2 separate regions of the Homo sapiens genome follow, and region 1 is linked to region 2. A link is a loop called in an ENCODE intact Hi-C map of the cell type or tissue named here. Cell type or tissue: endothelial cell of umbilical vein. All regions are shown on one strand. Each heading gives the region's core, and the rest is flanking DNA. Links, peaks and the distances in the headings are about the cores only. Region 1 has its middle 38 kb from the start of GUCY1A1. Region 2 has its middle 120 kb from the start of GUCY1A1.

The links. Hi-C counts contacts between places; a loop is a spot of excess contacts. Peaks named below come from ENCODE experiments on the same cell type or tissue, not always from the same donor. Only the 100,000 strongest peaks of a DNase experiment are listed, where the experiment ranks them.
Region 1: a loop joins it to region 2, with 2.1 times the contacts of the local background. A loop is called at or near these places in 3 of 110 quality-filtered maps.

Annotation. Positions count from the first base shown.
Region 1 is chr4:155,622,920-155,634,962 of GRCh38, forward strand. No RefSeq gene overlaps it. Among named protein-coding and RNA genes, the nearest start is that of GUCY1A1, 38 kb to the right of the region's middle. In endothelial cell of umbilical vein, for the core only: no CTCF peak of the experiment used is centred there; a DNase peak (open chromatin) is centred at 6,412; H3K27ac peaks cover 1,845 bases.
Region 2 is chr4:155,538,545-155,550,587 of GRCh38, forward strand. No RefSeq gene overlaps it. Among named protein-coding and RNA genes, the nearest start is that of GUCY1A1, 120 kb to the right of the region's middle. In endothelial cell of umbilical vein, for the core only: no CTCF peak of the experiment used is centred there; DNase peaks (open chromatin) are centred at 5,047 and 7,077; H3K27ac peaks cover 746 bases.

The sequences.
Region 1 (12,043 bases), core at 3,701-8,700, 85 kb after region 2:
GTGTTTGCTTGATTTGCTCTAAGTGCCATGTTTGATTTTCTCACATTTCTCCCTATGACATTTGTACCCTACCTCTCATACATGTACATCCTGTCCCCGTAACCAAATATGAAGATCTTTAGTATTTTAGAATTGCTTAAATTTGCCTGTATTTATAGCCTCCTTCAATTCACCAGTTACTCATTTACTGATCTGCTACAATGGAACATCTTACCATCCTCAAGCTATTGAACTTGACCCCTTTAAGATGACTGAAGACATTTTTATCTTGAAGTACAGTTCCTTTTCCATCTCTGCCATCCCCAGTATGGAGTCTACTTACAGAAATCAATATCTCTCTAGGCTTTCATAAATAAGATGAAGTTATCCTGTGTGTCATATAAAGTGCTTGGAGGCAAGCAACAGAAACTGATGCTGGCCATCTTAAATATGAAAGACAATTTTTAGCAGAATGGAAGAACTCATAGTTAATGGGAAGCTGAAGACTGGCCAGGAAAACTGGCAGGAATGAAGGGATCTTGGCAGCAGGATCCACAGGCAGCCAAGTGCTTGTGGCTGAAGCAGGTTGATGTTCTCACACCCTAGACACTACACTCATTTCAACCTCTAGATTTCTTTATGCAGGAGTCAAATCTTACTTCTTCAACTAAGAATCAAAGTCCTAGAGAGAACATCTGGTTGGATAAGCCATATAACATTTCCACACTTCCTGCTACTCCCAATCCTGGCTGTTCCTGCAGAATCTCTCTACTTTGGGATTCCAGGAAACTATATCACTGTTATTCAGAGAAGAACACGTCTGGCTGTTCCTTCTCTGCTTCCTTTGCTAGAAGTGCTAATTTTGACCACAGGCTCATCTCTCTTGCCTATCTCTGTATTTTCTCTTCACAGTCACACTCACTGCTTAAAGAGCCTCTTCCTATCTACATCTTTCATCAGTCCTGATTTTTCTTCTTTTCTTGTATCATCATCACTGTCTATTAGATATTTCCATTTGGATACATTACTATCATCTTAAACTCTGTTTATTTAAACCTAAGTTTATCATCTTTCCTCTCGCCTCTCCCAAAAAAGCCTTAGCACTGTGTTACCTCAAGCGCAAGCACGTACATACTATCTGCCTGCCTTCCACCAGGCTGAAAGCCTTGAGCCATTTTTAATCCCCAGTTAACCACTGCTCTAGTTCCTATGTTCTCTTCCAATCCATTCATCTAGGAAATCAGTTTATGAAATTTACTATTCATTAGTGACCTCACGTGCAACATGCCTGGTACTGTACAACAGATCCACTGATGGGCTTCATTTAAAATGTGAACTGCAGTAAGACCAATGAAGTTCAGAAACTATATGAGAAATAGGTACTGTGATAATGGAAAGGAAAGGAAAAGAAGAAAGAAAAAGAAAGAGAAAGAAGAGAGAAAAAGAAAGAAAGAAGAGAGAAAAAGAAAAGAAAGAAAGAGAAAGAAAGAAAGAAAGAAAGGAGAAAAGAAGATAAAGAAAAATAAAACTACCATTTGGGTACTATCACCACTACCTGGGTGCAATGTATCCATGTAACAAACATTCACATGTAACCCCCTGTATCTAAAGTAAAAGTTGATTAAAAAAAAAAAAGAGACAGAAAGCAAAAGATAGAAAAGTCTAAACAAAAGAGTACTCAAAAGTTTAGAAGATTTAGTTTCTACTTCCTCACTTTCTACTTATTAGCTCTAATAATAAGTAAACCATTAAAGTCTGTGGCTTTAAATGTCTTCATCTAAGAGATGAGACATTAGTCTATGTGTCATAAGAGGTTTTCAGGCCTAACACTTTATGACTTTGGTTTAGAAGCCTCTGTTTTCCAGGTTGTGACATTAAAACTAAATGTTCAGAGTCCCTCAGATCAAGCAGAATTCTCAACAAGGCCCAAGTGGTGCTCCAGGGTGCTGGAGGGGAACAAAAGAACATATAATCCTCAATTTTTTCCTTCCCAAGTAATCAGGAATAAAAATACTGAGCCAGAGTTGGGGGTGCAGTATCTGGGAGCCTGGGTCAATTATAATTTAAGGCATCTCTTGCCCATGGACTAAAATGTGTGGCACAGAGGGGTAGTCCAAGATGTCATTTTAGAAAGAATCTGAGTCAAAAGCCTAGATGACCACCCAAACAAACAATCTAAAAGGGTATGGCAAAAAGAAGGAAAATACATGAGGCTGCTCTGAGCTCTTTTTTTGTGACGTTCAATAAAGTGCAGCCATGAGACAAGACCCAGGAGAGGTACAAGAAATTAACGTTTGGCTGGGCCGTGCACGGTGGCTCAAGCCTATAATCCCAGCACTTTGGGAGGCTGAGGCAGGTGGGTCACTTGAGTCCAGGAGTTTGAGACCACCCTGAGCAACATGGCGAAACCCTGTCCTTACAAAAAGCACAAAAAATAGCCAGCTGTGGTGGTACCTGCTTGTAGTCCCAGCTACTGAGGAGGCTGAGACAGGAGGATTGCTTGATCAGGAGATTAAGGCTGCAGTGAGCTTTTATCACACCACTGCACTCCAGCCTGGGCAAGAAAGTGAGACTTTGTCTCAAAAAAAAAAAAAAAAAAGGAGGAAAAGAAAAGAAAGTTTATTTTACTCGCATATTCTTGAGAGGGGGTCATTGTATACCATACAGGATCACTGGGGAAGCACCAGATTTAAGTCAGATGGCAGAGGGCAGGAGTCAGGGGGAAAGCATAAGCATTAGTCCAGAGCCTTTACTGGAGTTTCCATAGGGGGTTAAAAAAAAAGGGAAGGAAGAGAAAACAGTTTAGGCCTGGGTAATAATAATGTCAGTGGGCTCTGAACTATAGGGGTAGTCCCTAGTTGCCTGGTACCTGGCCCTGGGATGATTAAGGCAGAGAAATATTGCCCCCTGGGATGCACAGGCCAGATAGAGGATGCATATCTCTGGATTGCTGAGTTTGGATGTGAAAGGCACACTCCTGCTTTAGATCTCTGAGAATTGACTAGCTCCAGTAGGGACAGTCTTTTCCCCATCAGAAAGGTTTTTAAGATTTTCTGTGTATCATAATATACAGAAAATTAAAAATATATGCAATATAGAAACAAATTTTAGAAAGTTTAGTAGACCTTTGTCACTGGATTTCATGGCCTCAAGTCAAAATATTTGACCTGGCCTCTGTGTGTGTGTGTGTGTGTGTGGATGTGTGTGTTTGTGAGTTTGGGTAGAGCATTAAAAGTAAAAAGTAAGAGATGTTAGAAAATGTAGGTGAAAATATATAAAATATTATTTTAATGTTTCAAAGAGACTTGATAGTGAAGGAAAAAATATAAGCAGTAGTAAGAGGAAGGTGTAGATTGGAAATAAAAATTTATTGCAAACCTATTGCATAGATGACACTTATTCTAGGAAGTCAGTAACATATAACACAACAAACTAAAACTGTCCTGTGATTTCATGTAAAACGAAAATTGCCACAATTCTAGATTAAAATCACACTGCCTGACGTCTTTGATAAAAACACACATAATAAAGAAGAGAGAATATAAATAATCCAGATTAAGGAAGATTTTTACCCACAAAGCTTCCTTGAGAAAAAAAATTCTATAGGTTTTGCCTGAAATTGAATAGCCCCATTACTGTCTCACATTTGTGATCTTGAGATAAATTGTCCTTTATCGCTAGTGGAGCTGTTACGGGACATGACTACCACAATGAAATTGAACACTTTCAAGGGACTCATAGAACAAAAATGTAATCTAGACTACAATTTATAATTAAAACTTTTCACAGAGCTCTGTAGTTTGTAAATGTGTGATAACAGAAAGTGGCACTGGTATGTGTTAAATGTCAATGATAAGTTTTCCTTTCAGTGTTCCATCTGTTACCACAGTAAAGAAAATTTCCAATTATGGCTCTTGCTTATGCAGTTTTGAAGTTGAAAATCTTTCACAGTATTTGGGGATGTGAGAATTGATTTACTTTTGACTACTTTTCCCACATTTATTTATTTATCATTCTTTCATACAACATAGTTATTGCATAACATTCGTTTACTAGGTACTAAGAGATAGGACTAAAATGATAAACAAGGAAGAAATGAACCATGCCCTTGCAGAGTTGGCCATCTAGTAGGGACACAAACAATAACCAAGAAATTACAGTGCGGTGTAATCAACAATATTAGGAGAAGTACAGAGTGACACAGAAACACAAGAGTGCCATTCAGCCAAGGAATTAGAGATGGATTACTAAGAGAATGAAATCTCAGCTGAGACAATGGATGGGAGTTAGCTGGTCAAAGAGGGGGAAGAAGACTTTCCAAGGCAGAAGTAACAGTAAAAGCAGGCTAAGCCATGCTGAGAAAACAAAAAAGACATCCAAGTCTCAGTAGTTTAGAATTAGAAAGGTTTATTATGTATTCATTCTATGTCCGTAAGATCTAATGTAAAACTAAAATTTTCACAATTCTAGAATTACATTGCTCAACATCTTTGATGAAAACACACAAAATAAAGAAGAGATCATGCAAATAAGCCAGATTAAGGAAGATTGTTATTCCTCAAACCTCCTTGTAAAAACTTCTGTAGGTCTGCCTGACATTGGATGACCCTTACAATCTCACATTTGTAGCCATCATGTGCTGACCACATCTCTGCTCCATGTCTTCTTTCCAGGACATAGGCTGATGAATTATCCTCCATGTGGGACATTGCCTGTCTTGTGGCAGACTGAAGAAAGATCACACTGAATGGCTCTTAAAGCCATTATCCTTAACATGGCTTTTAAAGGTATCCTCCAAAAATGATAGATGTCACTTTTGTTTACATTTCCCTAGGCTAAACAAATCACCTGGCTATGTCTGCAGGACAAAGAGGTATAATATTCCAATGGGCAGAAAGGGACACCACACTGTGAAAAACTGGACATTATGGCAGACTAGTGTTACCATTTATGAATGGCATAAATAAAGGAAGAGTCCCAACGTGAAACTCAGTATAGCTTAAGACTTGATTTTTATATAGCTTGAGCTTAGACAGTGAGGCAGAAAGAGATATAGCATGAAGCTGGGTCAATAACCATGAGCCAGATGGGGCAAGCTCTACAGGCCACTTTATTTATTTATTTATTTATTTACTTACTTACTTACTTACTTAAGACAGGGTCTTGCTCTGTGACCCAGGCTGGAGGGCAGGGGCACAGTCATGGTTCACCACAGCCTCTATCTCCTGGGACCGAGCACTCCTCCTGCCTCAGCCTCTCACATAGCTGAGACTATAGGCCACATTAAAGAGTTAAAACATGATCCTAAATCCTTTGGGTAGCCATTGATGGCTGACTGTAATGTGGAAACTGAGTGAGAAACAGGACAGATTGCAAGAAGAGGGGCCAGTCAGAAAGTGTAGGCCTAAATCTAGGGGAAAAATCATGGAGGCCTGACCTAGATAAATGCAGTAAGAATGGCAAAGGCCCACAGGATTTAAGAAGTGTTAGAAAAACTGAATCATCAGCAGCTGGAGAGTGCGTGGCTATGAGGGATCACAGGGAGGAAGAAATGATACAGTTCAAGTTTTCGTTTGTTTAGTAAAGGATGACATGAATCCCCATACAGAAAACACAGAGGGGAAGCAGGTGAAGAGGGAAGACAGTAAATTCCTTTTGGAACAGTTTGACTCTGGCTCCTCTGGAAGGCATTCAAGTAGAGGTATCCAGTAGGTGGATACACATTTAGGTTGGAGGCTACAGAAGAAGGGAAATCTGAGCTGCAGATACAATGATGGGAGTCATCAAAGTACAGATGATGAGCAAAGCTGTGGAGGGACTGAAGTCATTCAGGGAGATGGCATGAAAGGAGAAAAGGAGAAATAATAAAAAGATTATGCAGCACAACACTAAAACTTTTTCTGCAGAGAGATTTTCTGGGGCCTTTATTAAAAGCTTGTATTCCAGCCAGGTGCGGTGGCTCACGCCTATAATCCCAGCACTTTGGGAGGCCGAGGAAAGCGAATCATGAGGTCAAGAGACCAAGACCATCCTGGCCAACATGGTGAAACCATGTCTCTACTAAAAATACAAAAACAAACAAACAAAAAATAGCCGGGCATGGTGGCGTGTGCCCGTAATCCCAGCTACTACAGAGGCTGACACAGGAGAATTGCTTGAACCCAGGAGGTGGAGGTTGCAGTGAGCTGAGATCTCACCACTGCACTCCAGCCTGGCAACAGAGTGAAAGTCCGTCTCAAAACAAAACAAAACAAAACAAAACAAAACGGCATGTATTCCTATACCTTTATTATTCTGTCGGTAGAGGAAGGGCATTTGTTCTTAAAGAAGAGTCAGAAGTCATACTCCTCAAGACCTCCCATAGCATTCCACATAAAGTGGTCTGGAAAACAATTCATCAGTGAGTCAGACAGTTTGGGTTTTAGCTCCCTACTTTGCCTCATAGCAACCATGTGTCCTTGGAAAACCCCTTAATCAGCCATGTCTTAATGCTGTCATTTGTACAACAAGGATGCTGGCACCTCCGCTCCATATTGAATCAGGTTGACAGGATTAACAAAGCTACATAATATAGGTGAAAAGCCCTTTGGAAGCTGAAAGTTCTTTTAAAATAATTATAGTTAATATCACAATGTTCACTCTAGAGCGGGAGTGGGTGGGGGGGAATTCCTAAATCTATTTTGAGATCTCATAAAATATGGAGAAAATAGAAAGTCCTTTGCCAAACCTCATAAAAGCAAAATTGACAACATTTCTGACATGACTCATTCTTCCTTTGAAAACTAACTATCAAATCAGATAAGGGTCAACTCATTTTAAATAGAAGCTTAAGGAACATAAAACTTTTTTTAAAGTATTTTCAAAATGAGACTGCTATTCTTTTTCACATTGTTCATTTGGGAGGTGTCTATTAGTTATACATAAGTTATCCTATACATAAAGCTCTAATCTCACCCTAGTCCTAATGTTTAAATTTTCCCTTCAGGCAGATACATTTGTATGGTGGCAAAAGTAGTCAAATTTTCCAATTATGTTTCTCAAACCTTCAGTGATCTTTCTTGTGGTGCTCTCAGTATTAACCAAAAGCTTTGAAAATCCTTACATTTATTTTTTAAATTCCAGAAGATTTATCTAGAGATGAGAGGCATTTGGAGTTAGAATGTTTATACTGTCAATGACTCAAGGAATGTATTTTCTATAACTTACATTTTCAAGCTGTAATTATAATTTTTTTCAACCATTTTTAGCTATTTGGATTACAGCCAGTCTTCACTGTCACTGTTTATGTGTTTGAGTTCTTGTAAACTCTGATTTAGAAACACTCTAGAATTCACTATCCAAGCAGTTTATAAGAAATTTGACTCTTGGTTCGTATGTATGTTAAGTGGTTTTTTATAAACTCTGCCAAGAGTAGGACTTATGCTTTCTGCTATCATCTCTCCACTTTATTTTTCTAACCGAAAAGTGTCCCAAACATGAAAACATTATGCAAGGCTCCATGTACCACAGAAAGTATTACCTATGTTTTTTTTTCTTGAGACAGGATTTTGCTGTCTTGCAATCATAGCTCACTGCAGCTTCGACTTCCTGGGTTCAAGAGATCCTCCCTGCTTTAGCCTCCTGAGTAGCTGGTACTACAAGTGTGTGCCATCACATCCAGCTAATTTTTGTAATTTTTGTGGAAACAGGGTCTCACTATGTTGCCCAGGCTGGGCTTGAACTCCTGGTCTCAAGTGATCTTCCCACCTGGGCCTCCCAAAGTGCTGGGATTACAGATATGAGCCACTGGGCCTGGTCATTAGCTATGATTTAAAGGGAGAAAAATAAAACCTTCACTGAACATTTAATTAAATTTCTTTTGGTTTTGTGTGATAGAATGTTAAATATATATATTCAGGGATATATAAATAATATAATTTGTTTTGACTTTTCAGTTAATTTCTAAGCTGTATTAGTCCTAAGGATAGTAAATATTAGGTACTTAGATGGGCCATCACTCACCACCCACATCCCAAACATCAGAAACCCATCATTACACATTTTCTCAATGAGGACTCAGAATCTTTCTGAACACAGCAGCCCAGGCAGCATCTTTTTTTTTTTTTTCCCCCCCTCAGACAGTGTCTCGCTGTCGCCCAGGTTGGAGTGCAGTGGCGCGATCTCGGTCCACTGCAAGCTTCGCCTCCCGGGTTCACGCCATTCTCCTGCCTCAGCCTCCCGAGTAGCTGGGACTGCAGGCGCCTGCCACCACGCCCGGCTTTTTTTTGTATTTTTAGTAGAGACGAGGTTTCACCATGTTAGCCAGGATGGTCTCGATCTCCTGAGCTCGTGATCCACCCGCCTCGGCCTCCCAGAGTGCTGGAATTACAGGCATGAGTCACCGTGCCCAGCCGGCAGCACTTTTTGATCAACTAGAATTTTCACATAAGTTGACACCTATTTGCCACCCTGCGGCCAACAGTCACGATAAGTAATGAATACCAATAATCATATATATATTTCATCCTACTAATCTACAGCAGACATATCTTATATGGAAATTTTATCTTTGCATATTAAAAAATCTTACTTGTGACTTAATTTATGCTACAAGTACTTAGACAACTATCTATTTTTCTATAGGTATTAACACTATGTATAGCATAATAAATTATTACCATTATACCAGTACTCTCTCTATAATCCTTCATTATCATCAAAAAACAGTGGAGTGTCTTCTTTTGAAAGATGTTCACGTATACTATTTGAGGGATGGTTACACTAAAAGCCCAGACTTCATCACTACGTAATAGATCCATGTAACAAAACTGCACTCGTACCCCCTAAATCTATAAAAATTTTACAAAGACAATCAAGTGTTGGGTTTTTTTTTTTTTTTTTTTTTGAGACAGAGTCTGGCTCTGTGGGCCAGGCTGGAGTGCAGTGGCACCATCTCGGCGCACTGCAACCTCCATCTCCCGGGCTCAAGCAATTCTCCTGCCTCAGCCTCCCAAGTAGCTGGGATTACAGGTGTGTGCCATCACACCCAGCTAATTTTTAGTAGAGACGGGGTTTCACCACGTTGGCCAGGCTGGTCTCAAACTCCTGGTCTCAGGTACTCTGCCTGCCTTGGCCTCCCAAAGTGCTGGGATTACAAGCATGAGCCACCATGCCCAGCCCTGAAGTGTCTTTTTAAAATTGCTAAATGAATTGCTAAAATAAAATGAATTTAAATACTTGTAGAGCAATTATCACTATACTTATTTCAAATAAACTGGTAATTTAGCAAGGTAAGAGTATGTTGATTTTAAGTCTCATGTGAACTTTGTTTTATCACTTCCGTGAGTACAGTCTATTTTTTCATATTTCTGCTAATCTTTTCATTTCTATTTGTAAAGCAATAACAAAATGGACAGTTATTATGCACTGATGTAAAAAGTTATCATTATTCTTCTAGAACACATCCATTTGCCTCTTATTGAAGGCATTTTCTTATTTTTTAAATATTCTTTTGGACCTCTCCAAATGAAATGCTACTAATTGCATTGTTAAGTCACATGATGTAGCCTTTGAGATTATGCAGATGTGTGTTGACAAAATAACTATTTCAAACATTGTACATGGCCTAGAAAAAAGTGTTTTAATGACTAGGAAAAAAGATTCGCTACGGGAAGCAAGTTGATGGTAAGCAGCTGTTTCTTTTTTAAACATTCCTTCTGTTGGACTACATTTTATATCTGTCCTCCTTTTCAAGTCCGAACTTCAACTGGTTCATCTTAGTCATTATTCATTTAATAGTAAATGTCTGGTAGGATCCAGTTTCGATATGCTTCATCATCTGGTTGGTAGGTAATGTATGTGGTATAGTACTCCTGGCTGGGAGCCTTGGACAGCTTTCTTGGAATACACAGTTCTTAGTTGACAGCATGAAATTGAGTTTCAGCCACCATGGACAAATGTGATATCTCATTATCTACAGAACTATAATGTGAGATCTTAGAAATTCAGTTCTTGGAAACACACTCATAAAAATAGTAGCACTAGAGGTGTGTTTTGTACCAGCAAATAATATGTCTCTCTGTAGAGACTACATTTGAAACTTACCTTGAATTAACTTAGGCCTTGTTATAAAAATCTGGAGCTCTTATGTAAATAATAGTTATAATAGTCAGCTTATTAAAAATTTACTTTTAACAGGATTCATTCATTTTTTAATTCTTTCTGTTGATAAAATTAATGGAACAAATAAGCTTATCATAGAGAAATTGAGTAGAGAGAATCTTATAGATTCTACTATAGAAAATATGCTGCCACACCAGAAAGGTTCACAGTTCCTGGGCTGGATCCTAGCGCTTTTAATCTCTCTTGAATTGCCACATATCTCATTTGGGAAATAAAATGACCTATACTATAATTATACAGTATTGATGAACACTAGAGAGTTTAAGAGGTCTAATTCCCATCATTCAAGCATATTGGTTGGGGAAAATGTATGTTTCCTTCTCAGAGCAGAAATCAATGACTCTATAATTTCAAGATGAATTATATGACATGTAATCAGGATTTTATAATAATAAAACTGGTGAAATGTCAGCACATAGCAATCATTTAAACCAAGAACAAATTAAGTGAAAAGTTTTAATATGTTCACTGATATAACAGAACCACAGTCAATAATTTGATTTCTTAAGTAATAGTCTCATCAATAAAACACAGAAATCTAATATAATGAATAAACTCAAAGCTGTCTGGTGTCTGATATTGGTAAATCAATGATCAATAACTTGATATTGATGTATCACAAAATACCTCAGGAAGGTCTTCAGAGCATAAAACTGTAAGGTTAAACTGCACAACAAGTAAACAGCACATGTAGTTGACTAATACTCCTGGAGTTGCATAGTTTGCAACCTTCACAACACTTGGCTGCTCTGAGAGCCCATAAATAGCATCATATTAATGTTTTAATCAACAGTTTTGATGATAGAAATGAAATAGTCTGACCATGATATGATTCTCACTTTTATGTCAAGATTAGCTCTAAAACAATGGTTTTTTGTTTATTTTTTTTTTTGAGATGGAGTTTCACTCTTGTTGCCCAGGCTGGAGTGCAATGGCATGAGCTCGACTCACCACAACCTCTGCCTCCTGGGTTCAAGCAATTCTCCTGCCTCAACCTCCCGAGCAGCTGGGATTACAGGTACCCACCACCACACCCAGCTAATTTTTGTATTTTTTTTTTTTTTTTTTTTTTTTTTAGTAGCAATGGGGTTTCGCTGTGTTGGCCGGCTCCTGACCTCAGGTGATCCGCCCACCTCGGCCTCCCAAAGTGCTGGGATTACAGGCATGAGCCACCACACCCAGCCAAAACAATGTCTTTAACAGTTTGGTAAGAGAAGATTTACTCAGCCCATGTCTTCCCTATTCAAAGTGACTATATTAAATGAGATAGAAATTAAACATTTTAGTTTGTCAAGATCATTTGTGAGTTGTGTTCAAAAGGTTACTAATTTTAGTAAAACACTCTAATGTGTGTGAGATTTGCTTGAAAAATAAATCAGAGTGGATTCAAGGTCATCCCTGCAACAGCGTCACTCTCGTGCATTTCAAAGTGTTTGCTTCAGTGGAAGCTGAAGAATGACATCATAGCGAGTACCATTAGGACTCCATCCAAGCTGGGCTGTCTCTGGTCTGTACCACAGTCCATAACAGAGGTGGGCCCATGGGAACGTGTGGCGAGGTACACATGTATTTTCTGTGTGCTAGGGCTGATAAAGAAAGAGCAGCTTTACTCTGAAGAATGGATTGAACTCTCAAATACGGACTAGCCCAAAGAAGTTCATGTATTTTTGTGAAAATGAGAAAGTCGGGGGGGAAAAAAAAAAAACACCACAGGCCGGGCACGGTAGCTCACTCCTGTAATCTCAGCATTTTGGGAGGCCAAGGCGGGCGGATCACGAGGTCAGGAGATCGAGACCATCCTGGCTAACACGGTGAAACCCCGTCTCTACTAAAAAAGAATACAAAAAATTAGCCAGGCGCGGTGGCCGGCTCCTGTAGTCCCAGCTACTGGGGAGGCTGAGGC
Region 2 (12,043 bases), core at 3,162-8,161:
ATATATATACTATATATACTATATATAAAATATATATACTATATATACTATATATAAAATATATATACTATATATACTATATATAAAATATATATACTATATATACTATATATAAAATATATATACTATATATACTATATATAAAATATATATACTATATATACTATATATAAAATATATATACTATATATACTATATATAAAATATATATACTATATATAATATAGTATATACATTATTATATTATTATTTATTATATTATATATACTCTATAATTATATATACTAAATATATATACTATATATAAAATATATAGTATATATTATAATTATATATAATATATACTATATATAATAGTATATATGATTATATATACTATTACTATATATAATAGTATATATTATATATATACTATATATAATTATGTATAGTATATATATTCTATATATAATTATATATAGAATATATATACTATAATTATATATAGAATATATATACTATATATAATATATATATAATATTTCCTTTATCCAACCATCTGTTGATAAACACTTAGATTGATCTAGGATTCCACAATATTAACGGGAGTTGGAACGTCATTGCCTGCAATTTTAAAATAATAATCTGGCAAGCCGGGTGCAGTGGCTCATGCCTGTAATCCCAGCACTTTGGGAGGCTGAGTCAGGTGGATCACGAGGTCAGGAGTTCGAGACCAGCCTGGCCAACATAGTGAAACCCCATCTGTACTAAAAATGCAAAAAATTAGCCAGGCGTGGTGGCACTCACTTGTAAGCCCAGCTACTTGGGAGGCTGAGGTAGAAGAATGGCTTGAACCTGGGAGGCAGAAGTTGCAGTGAGCTGAGATCGTGCCACTGCACTCCAGCCCAGGTGACAGAGTGAAACTCCATCTCAAAAAATAAATAAATAAATTCATACATAAAAAATAAAATAATAATCTGGCTATTTATGATCCAAACAAGATGGATTTCTAGAGAAGCTAAGGAGGATTAAACTTCAGGGCTCCTTCCTTATCTGGAACCCTCAAGCTGTGTCATTTGTCAGGTGGCCTAGCAGAATTTAGATGAGAAGAGAAGCCAAGCTTCAGTCAGGGATTATGGCTAAGAAGACATTTATGGTAAGTTGACTGAAAATATTCCAAAAAATGAATCTCTAAGACTCTGGAAATTGGTTATGTTTTCTATTGTCATTCTAAACTAACATTTACTTTTGTACCTACTTTTGTATTTGTAATTTTGCGTTCTTTTTAAAAAGAAAACCATCCTTCCAATTGTATTGTGCAGCTTTAGGCCCCAGACAACTTGGATGGGGTTTTGTCAACAAGCTTTTGTAAAATCTTTGGCCCTGGCTTGCTTCTTATGCCTGAGTCATTGATAGATGTTTTTCTTACCTCCTGATCTTGTAAATACTCCCTAAGTTTTTTGCAATATCCACTTCACATTTCACCGAGATCTGGGAATCCAGGGCTGTCCAACTTTCTATTGTAGTGAGTCGTCAGGAGGACTGAAGGCTTTGACTGATATATGCCCATTCCCAAACCCTGTGGAGCCTAGATCCTGTTCTTGGTGCCCCCTTATTTTCTCACACCTGTCCTGACTTACCAGTTTGGGTACATAACTACAAAAAATTCTGACAGGAAATGAATCTCTTGCTCTTCCAACCCCTCTTCCCACATATTTCAGTAACTGAACCATCAATCTTACTTTTCAAAAGTGAGTATGGAACTAAATACGCCCTGTTGACAGTCATTTCAGGAACAAGTTGTATAGAAATTGATTGGAATGCAATGCTCAATGACATTTTTACCTATAAAATACATTTCTCCCACTACCTAAAATCTAAAATTTACAGGATATTCTTTACTTTTCCTCTTTAAGCCTATTTTTGCTATTATAATGTCTGCTTCCAAATCATTTTATTCTTTGCATCATTTTTTAAAAGGATATTTAAACATAAAAGTAAACTTTTCCATTCCATTTTGCCAAATGATTTCTTTTAGCTCAAAGCCTTTCATGGTCAATTTTCAATTTGATTTTCAGATTATAAAAGAACACATATCGGGAGTTATTCATTTTATAGTTCATGTAATATGTTATTGTAGAAATGTATTGTGCATAGAATAATTATTTATGGAAAAGATAAAGTTCATGAAGTCTTGTTAGAGCAATTATGAGAACACTGTGGCTTCCACTTTCAACTTAATACTATTTTCAAGACTTTAATTTATAATAAATTAATACTTCCAACTTAATACTATTTTCAAGATTTTAATTTATAATAAAAATTATAAATTAAAAGCATTATATTCTTTTGGAATTAGGTTAAGATTTTTTATTTTATTTTAATTTTTTTATTATTTTATTATTATTTTTTGAGACGGAGTTTCACTCTTGTTGCCCAGGCTGGAGTGCAATGGCGTGATCTCGACTCACTGTGACGTTCGCCTCCCTGGTTTAAGCCATTCTCCTGCCTCAGCCTCCCGAGTAGCTGGAATTACAGGTGCCCGCCACCACATCCAGCTAACTTTTTGTATTTTTAGTAGAGATAGGGTTTCACTATGTTGGCCAAGCTGGTCTCCAACTCCTAACCTTAGGTGATCCACCCTCCTTAGCCTCCCAAAGTGCTGGGATTACAGGCATGAGCCACTGCGCCTGGCTAGGTTAAGATTTTTGTAATATTCAAGAAAAGAGAGGCCGGGCGCGGTGGCTCACGCCTGTAATCCCAGCACTTTGGGAGGCCGAGGCGGGCGGATCACAAGGTCAGAAGATAGAGACCATCCTGGCTAACACGGTGAAACCCTGTCTCTACTAAAAATACAAAAAATTAGCCAGGTGTGGTGGAGGGCGCCTGTAGTCCCAGCTGCTCAGGAGGCTGAGGCAGGAGAATGGCACGAACCTGGGAGGCGGAACTTGCAGTGAGCTGAGATCACGCCACTGGACTCCAGTCTGGGAAACAGAGCGATACTCCATCTCAAAAAAAAAAAAAAAGAAAAAGAAAAAAAAGAAAAGAGAAACAAAGACTGATGGAACTAGCGTCCTCTGGAATGGCTCAGAAAGAAGAAGCTATTTTTGCTGGACACCCCTACTACCCTGTTAGGTCGGGAGAGGTTTGAGATTCCCCTGGGTTTACAGAATAAAAGACCTCGATGTCCCCTGGGAAATGGCTAAGCTGGATTCCTAAGGGAACTCATGAAAATCTACTAAATGAAATCTGAGACCACTGGCACCACTGTCTAATGATTCATCTCCGAAAAGCAGATAGGTTAAGTAGTTTACTGTTATGCATTAATTTGTCCTCTCCACCACCACCAAATGCATATGTTGAAATCCTAACCTCCAGTACCCAGAATGGGACCTGATTTGGAAATAGGGCTCTTGCAGATGAAATTAGTTATGATGAGATCATACCGGGGTAGGGTGAGCCCCTAATCCAACATGACTGGCGCTCTTTTAAAAAGGGGTGATTGGACATAGACAGCACACAGGGAGAGCTCCATGTGAAGATGAAGGCAGAGATGTGGGTGATGCAACAGAGAAGCCAAAGGATGCCAAAGATCCCCAGCAAAACACCACAAGTTACAGGAGAGACACAGAACTTCACAGGCCTCAGAAGGCACCAACCCCACAGACAACCTGATTCCAGACATCTAGCCTCCAGAACTGTGAGACAGTAATTTCTGTGTTTCAGTCATGGTAGCCTAGCAAACTAATACAAATATGGTCACTGTTCTCAAGAAACGTCTGTCAGGGTTGTTGCAAACCTATCTAAAATATAACTAACTACATACATGCACTCAGGAAAAATGAGTAACATCCAAGGATATTCTGCCCAATGTCCCCTTCTTTTGTTCTTCTTGTTTCTTGCCTTTTTATCTTGGTATCTCCACACTTATGGAAGAAATATATCTGTTTATATCTTAATAAAAAAGATCTTGTAATTGAATTTCACCACAAACCCATAGTAGTTCTGGTGAGCAAAGTAATATTAAGTGGGTGCAAAATTAATTGCGATTTTGCCATAGGAAAAATACCTATGGCAAAAACCGCAATTACTTTTGCACCAACCTAATATAAGCAATCATGACCTCCTTCCCCATCTCTGGGTGTGTCTACAGCAACCACTAAAGGGGCATGGCAGCATCTTGCTAAAAGACCTCTGCTTGTGCGCCTTCCCAAACCCTGAGTGAGCAGTGTTGCTTGCTCTGGGAGCTCATACTATTTCACATATTTAAGCTACCCTCCTTCAGGCAGAGGGTAGAGGAAGTGTAGGTAATATCTAGGTATTTTTTCACATTATTATTATTTTTTGAGTGGCTCACGCCTGTAATCCCAGCACTTTGGGAGGCCAAGGCGGGTGGATCATCTGAGGTCAGGGGGTTAAGACCAGCCTGGCCAACATGGCGAAACCCTGTCTCTATTAAAAATACAAAAAATTAGCCAGGCGTGGTGGTGGACGTCTGTAATCCCAGCTATTTGGGAGGCTGAGGCAGGAGAATTGATTGAACCTGGGAGGAGGAGGTTGCAGTGAGCCGAGATCGTGCCATTTTACTCCAGCCTGGGCGACAGAGCAAGACTCTTTCTCAAAAAAGTAATAATAATATAAATAAAAATAAATAAAAAGAGAGAGTGGCTGGCTATGATGGTGAATTCATAAAGCAAAATACTTTGGCAAAGACTCTTTTACCAGAGATAAATTTCTATCCAGCCCTTGCTGTGGACAGGGCTTTTGCAATCTGTGTCTCCAGGATTGCAAGCCTTTGACTGAATCTCAGCTCCTGCATCTTCCCACTGCTCCCTACAGTTGGCCTTTCCAGAGCTGAATATTCTCAGTATTCACGGGTCAGATGAACTGTCAGGATGTCCTCTTTCCTCTGTCCCCTGAAACTCTGCTCTCAAGTGGTAGATCCAACACTTACAGCTGATCACATGGAAGATTGTAGAATAGATGCACTCAAATAAAGGATCCCACCCAGCTTGGCCTGAACTGAGCTTCTTGGTCTGACTCAGCTGTTGCAGGATGTGACTCTTTGAGAGCCATTAATTTCTAGCCTTCCCCTCACTTCCTGTCTTAGTCCATTCAGGCTGTTATAACAAAATACCTTACACTGGATGCTTTGTAAGCAATAGAAATTTATTGCTCAGGCCGGGTGTGGTGGCTCATGTCTGTAATCCCAGCACTTTGGGTGGCCGAGGCAGGTGGATCATGAGGTCAGGAGTTCCAGACCAGCCTGACCAACATGGTGAAACCCCATCTCTACTAACAATACAAAAATTAGCCAGGTGTGGTGGTTTGTGCCTGTAATCCCAGCTAGTCAGGAGGCTAAGGCAGGAGAATCACTTGAACCTGGGAGGCGGAGGTTGCAGTGAGTCGAGCTCGTGCCACTGCACTGCAGCCTGGGTAACAGAGCAAGACTTTGTCTCAAAAAAAAAAAAAGAAGAAGAAAAGAAAAAGAAAAAACGAATTTATTGCTCAAAATTCTGGAGGCTGGGAAGTATAGGATCTAGGCGCCAGCAGATTTGGTGTCTGGAGAGGGCATGCTCTCTGCTTCAAAGATGGCACTTCTGGCTGGGTCCTCATGTTGTGGATCCAAAGAACAAACATTCCCCTTCAGCCTCTTTTGTAAGGACACCAATCCCATTCACAAAGGTGGAGCCCTCATGACCTAATCACCTCCTAAATGCCCCACTTTTTCATAACAACATATTAAGGCTTAGATTTCAACATATTAATTTTGGAGGAAAACGAATATACAGACTATAGCACTCCCAACCCCAGAGAAACTGTATAAGCTGCATAGGTGGCCTTGATGATAAAGCTAAAGATATAAACCACATAATGGGCTTGAAGTTCTCACTAAAAATGGGATAGTTGATCTCTGCTGAAATTAGCTATCTGGAGAAGTAGATATGATTTGCTCCAAATCACACACTGAATACAGCTGTAGAGAGGGGTGTATCCCTATGAGCCTAGAAATTTTAGCTACAGTTACCCTGAAGGAGAAAGCACAACACAGGAGCCAGCTGACCTCTGAATTTTATTCTGGTCGGTGGTGGAGGAGCAGCTGAGAACAGGGGCAGGATGCTGGGGAACTCAGGATACAGAGCACTCGTCCCCGCTCCATCTGTAGACAAAAAGCTCAGGAACCCAGAGCTAGAGGATACCAGCTGGGGGTGGGGATGGCCTAATTTCCAGCAGCTGCAGTTGAGAAATAACTGTTAGAGTGCACTGCCAAGCTGCAGAGCTGGACATCAATGTCAAGGGCTAGGGCAGGGACAGAAACTTCAGTTTCTGAGACAATCGCACCCCAGGGCCCACTTCACAGGTCCAGCGGACAGAGCTCTAGCTCAAAACCTCACACGCAGAAGCAGGCCCCTTTCTTGAGGTTTAATGCCTTTCTGTCTCATTCTTGAAATTCTTAATAATTTTATCTTTGAATTTGTGTTTTGTAAGTGACAGCTAATGGGACAATCAAGCATTTGCTAGGGGCTTAAAACCTCCGCTCATGCATGTCCCGCCTCCTACTGGCACACTTTCCATTGCTGCCTTTCTGTCTCTCTGTAATGGGCTTTTGGTTACCTGCTCCCCAGCAACCACTGCTGCCCTCTGCCCCCAGTAGGGGCCTGAGCGTGGGAACAGGGAAGGTTAGGGCAGGTGTGCAAGGGCCCCAGGAGTCTGTAGTGATCTGCACTTAACTGCTGAGTATCCCCATGTCCACGGAGCATGACGCTAAATAACAGATAAAAAATACAATAACATATCCAAAGATACTTGTAGAATGCAGAAGGAAGAAAGAGCTTTTTTTTCCCGGTTTTTGAATAAGGGACCACATTTGTATGGGTTTGGTGCAGCTAGAATGTGGATCTCTGCCATGGAAAAGTATCATTTGCAGGCAGTATCATATCATTTTAGTCAAGCATGAATACAGGCCACCAGAGCTGGTATCCCAGACAAGGGGAGTGGCAAGTTTTGTCCTCCACATCTAAAGCGAGTTTTCATTTGTGTGATACTTTGATGGAATTAAGAATATTAACAATTCTTACATAACAACCAACAGTGTTCTACAGAAGATTTATATGACAGGAACGAGAAGCAGCTTCCTTTAATTATATCTAGATCTCAGTTTGGCACACTTCCACATCCTTCCAAAGGCAATTTTAACTAAATAGCACATTGCAGGACTGTGCAAATTATCTTATGAGAATTTATGAGGAATAGACTATGCACAGTAGCTCATTTTCATTATTGATTTCATTTTCTCCATATATTTTCCTTATATGTATTATTTTCTCTTATGTTTATAAAATGATGTGTTTTGTGATATATGTATTCATGTACGCATATTTTATATATGTTACACATTTATTTATATAGACTGGTACATAGCTACACAAGGTTCCAATAAGAACAGCCTCATATGGATGTTTCGTAGGTTTATATCTTCATTCCTCTAATCCAAACTAACATTACTTAAGTCAAAATAATTTTTCAAATTTTCTTAGTAAATTGATTGCCAACCTTTTCAACCATTTTTCCTCTGAGTAGTTCTACTTCTCTAATATTATTTGCATATTTAAATTTCAAAACAATTCTGACAACACTGCGAAAATAAGATTTTTTTTAATGGGCTCTTCTGCTTTTCTTCATGTTGAAAATTATACTTTTCAAAAAACTTTTCTCACACTTCCAGAGAATATGTGTCATGAGGGTAGATATTGTCTCTTTCTTGTTCACTATTTCAGACTTAGTACCTATCATCACAACAGCATAGAGTAAATGCTTAATAAATATTTAATGAAAAAATGAAAACAATATTTTAAGGAAATACTTATACTAATTAGCTATTCCTGTTATCATACTGTATAACAAACCATCCCAACACTGAGTGCTATAAAATGACAAGCATTTATTCTTGGTTGCCTGGTGCAGCTATGTCTTAGGCTGCAGTGGCTGGGATAGCTCTGCTTACCCTGAGGGGCTGTGGTTCTAGACTGCATTGCGTATCTCTCGGCCTTCTACAATCGGAGGGCAACTGGGGCAAGTTCTGTGATGATGACAGAGGCCCACATCATCAAGCCCATCATAAAAACACTGTGCAACATTTTGGTTATGTCATGTTAAATGAGTCACACAGTCCAGGCCCACAGTCAAGGGGTAAAGAATTACACATCACCTACTTTCCAACATACTATCAAAATTAGATTAAAACCATGTGACTCTCATTTTGGAACCTTATTCTTTTTATTATGTCTTGTTTTGGTTGGAATAATGTTGTGAGGTAACATTACCTCTACCATAATGATAACCATTATTATTATAATTGTTATTATCACTATCGACATACTCATTAAAGTCAAGAAGATACTCATAATGCCTTCTACCAAAACTATACATTAATTTTGATATGGAATTTCCAGTTGATCTAATAAAATAAGAAAAATATAACAGAATTTTAGTGTTAAAAAAAGAGATAAGCCGGGCACGGTGGCTCACACCTGTAATTCCAGCACTTTGGGAGGCCAAGGTGGGCAGATCACAAGGTCAGGAGATCGAAACCATCCTGGCTAACACAGTGAAACCCCGTCTCTACTAAAAATACAAAAAATTATCCAGGCATGGTGGCGGGCGCCTGTAGTCCCAGCTACTTGGGAGGCTGAGGCAGGAGAATGGCATGAACCTGGGAGGTGGAGTTTGCAGTGAGCCAAGATCGCGCCACTGCAATCCAGCCTGGGTGACAGAGTGAGATTCCGTCTCAAAAAAAAAGATAAAGTTATAATTTTTTTAAATTATAAGCATTTTTAAAACACAATAGTACACTATTTCAATCCAGCAAGTTAGGTAAATTATTGTCTCTATCCCTTATTAGTTGTCTATATTTTGGCAATTAATAACTCTCTGAGCCTTAGTTAACTTTCAGTGAGGAGCATAGTAACTACCTCGTAAGGTTTTGATAAGAATAAATTAGGCAGTTTTTGAGCATACCTCAGTAACTGGCACATAACAAACACTCAATGAGCAGCAAGAGAGATAGTCATACTACAGACAGAAGCATAAACGGTAGAATTTGTTTTATTTTCAAAATCTAAATGATAATTATAAAACTACTAAAAATGAAAATGCATGGTGAAGGAACTTGTCCAGTAACAAAATATGTACATCAGTCGTTTTCTAATATGATGACAAAAATTTATTAGAAATATAAATGCAAAATACCTCATTAACTATTATATAACAATAAAAAAGCATTTAATACATTTGAATAATTTTAGTTGGAGATATGCAGAACCCATATGAAGTTCAGCTTACCTGCAAGATACTAAAAGGCTTGAATAAATTAAACTTTTTAACATATTACTAAATGGGAAGTCTTAATATTATAATGATAATCAATGTTCCTAAATTATTATAAAAATATAATGTTTCTGATTAAAATTCAAAAAACTTTTGATTCTCACCATGTTAAAATAACAGTTACTAAGTTTACATTCTTGGCTTAAACAAATAAGAAAAAAATAAAATATATGAAATAACAATTTTAGATCACTGGATGACAGGTAGTACAGGCCAGGAAAACAAAGCAAGTGAACCCAACAAGTGTCCCAACTCACTGCCTGGAGAGAGTTCCCAGTTTGCAGCCCAACACATGTTCCAACTTACTGCCTGGAATTTTCAAATTCCAGCACAAGAATCAGGACTTCCAAACAAAGCCAAAAGCTTCAATAAGTAAAGAGACTGAGCTCTGAGTTCATGGAGGTCAAGGCAGCTCGAATTTATGCGGTGGAGCTCTGGAGAAAAGGTGTCACACAGATGGTAAGTTCCAGAATTCCACAGAGACACCCCTTGTGTCTTTGAGTACTGATCACTTCCTGTATATGAGGAAACTACTAAACCCAGGGGTGGGTTGGAGGGAGTGACCACTGGAAAGGAGTCAGTAGAATAATCATGATGAAGGATTGGGGAAAGTTTTGGTTCTCATTAGCCAGAATGGAAAGATTTCTTAACACACAGGGCATTGAGTAGAAACCTTAGAAGGATGTTTTTTTTCAGAAGGGGAACCGAATTAGCCTTAGATTAGTAGCTGTGTCTGATCCACCTTGACAACACCTGAAAGCAAACCCCAAAAGTCTCAAACTGGTTCCGAGTAATTTAACTAAATCTCAGAAAACAGTTTTATATATATATATATATATATTTTTTTTTTTTTTTTACTTTTTTATTTTTGGAGCGGGGGACGGAGTCTCACTCTGTGGCGCAGGCTGGAGTGCAGTGGTGCAGTGGTGCAATCTCAGCTCACTGCAACCTCCGCCTTCTGAGTTCAAGCGATTCTCCTGCCTCAGCCTCCCAAGTAGCTGGGATTACAGGCACGTGCCACTGCACCTGGCTAATTTTTTTGTATTTTTAGTAGAGACGGGGTTTCACCATCTTGGACAGGCTGGTCTTGAACTCCTGACTTCGTGGTCCACCCGCCTCGGCCTCCCAAAGTGCTGGGATTACAGGCGTAAGCCACTATACCTGGCCCAAAATATTTTTAAAAATATAAATAGTACAGCACACAACAATGTCAATTTTACATCTGGCAAAAAAAAAAAAAAAAAAAAAAAAAAATTACCAGAATGATGACTGCCAAATAAAACACAGAAAATCTAGTTAAATTTCAATTTCTTAAAAACAATATATATCTTTCTAGTATAAGCATGTCTCAAATATTTCATGGAACATGTTCATACTAAAACATTGTGTTTCTGTCTCAGTCTGTTCAGACTAATATAACAAAGTGTCATAGACTAAAACAATGGCAATATATATTTCACAGTTCTGAAGGCTGGAAGTCTGAGATCAAAGTGCCAGAATATCAGGTTCTGGTCAGGGCCCTGTTCTAGACTGAAAAACTACCAATTTCTCTTTGTATCCTCACATTGCAGAAAGACGGCTAGAGTGCTATCTGGAATTTCTTTTATAAGGTCACTAATCCCATTCATAAGACTCCATCCTCATGACCTACCTAATCACTTCCCAAAGTCCTCACCTCCTAATACCATCATATTGAAGGTTAATATTTCAACATATAAATTGGAGGTGGAGGGGAATAAACTTTCAGTACTTAACAGTTACTTATCTGAAACTCAAATTTAACTGTATTTTTATTTGCAAAATCTGAAACCATAATTAGCAGACATGCCCTCCAAAAGCAGGAAAATATGCATAATCTGGAGAAATATCAATCAGTAAAACAGAACCAGGATAAAATTAGTAGATGTTATAATGCCTATTAAGAACATACTGCATATGATCAAGGCAGTATAAAAAAACATTAACATAATGAGATAAATGGATATAAAAAATCAAAATCCAATTTCTAGAGATGAAAAATACATCTGAAATAAAAAATACAGTGGAGAAGATTACCAGCAGATTAGACACTACAGAAGGAAAGATCAGTAAATTTGAAGAAGTAGGCAGTATTTAGTAAAATGCGAAAAGAAATTAAAAAAAAAAAACAGTGTGTCAGTGAGCTGTGCGACAATTTAAATCAGTCTAATATATATGTAATTGAACTCTCCAAAAAAGGTGGGGAGGTGAGAAAACAGTATGGGTGCAGTGGCTCATGCCTGTAATCCCAGTGCTTTGGGAGGCCGAGGCGGGCGAATCACCTGAGGTCAGGAGTTTGAGAATAGCCTGCCCAACATGACAAAACCCTGTCTCTACTAAAAATACACAAAATTAGCTGGGCGTGGTGGTGGGCACCTGTAATCCCAGCTACTCAGGAGCTTGAGGCAGGAGAATCGCTTGAACACGGGAGGCGGAGGTTGCAGCGAGCCGAGATCGCGCCACTGCACTCCAGCGTGGGTGACAAGAGCGAAACTCTGTCTCAAAAAATAAAATAAAAAAAATAAAAAGAAAGGTGGGGAGGTGAGAAAACATATTTAAAGAAATAGTAGCTGGAAATTTTTACAATTTGATGAAAACTATAAGGATTCTTGTCTGAGAAGTTCAAAGAAACCCCTAGTACCTAATTAAAAAAGCCTGT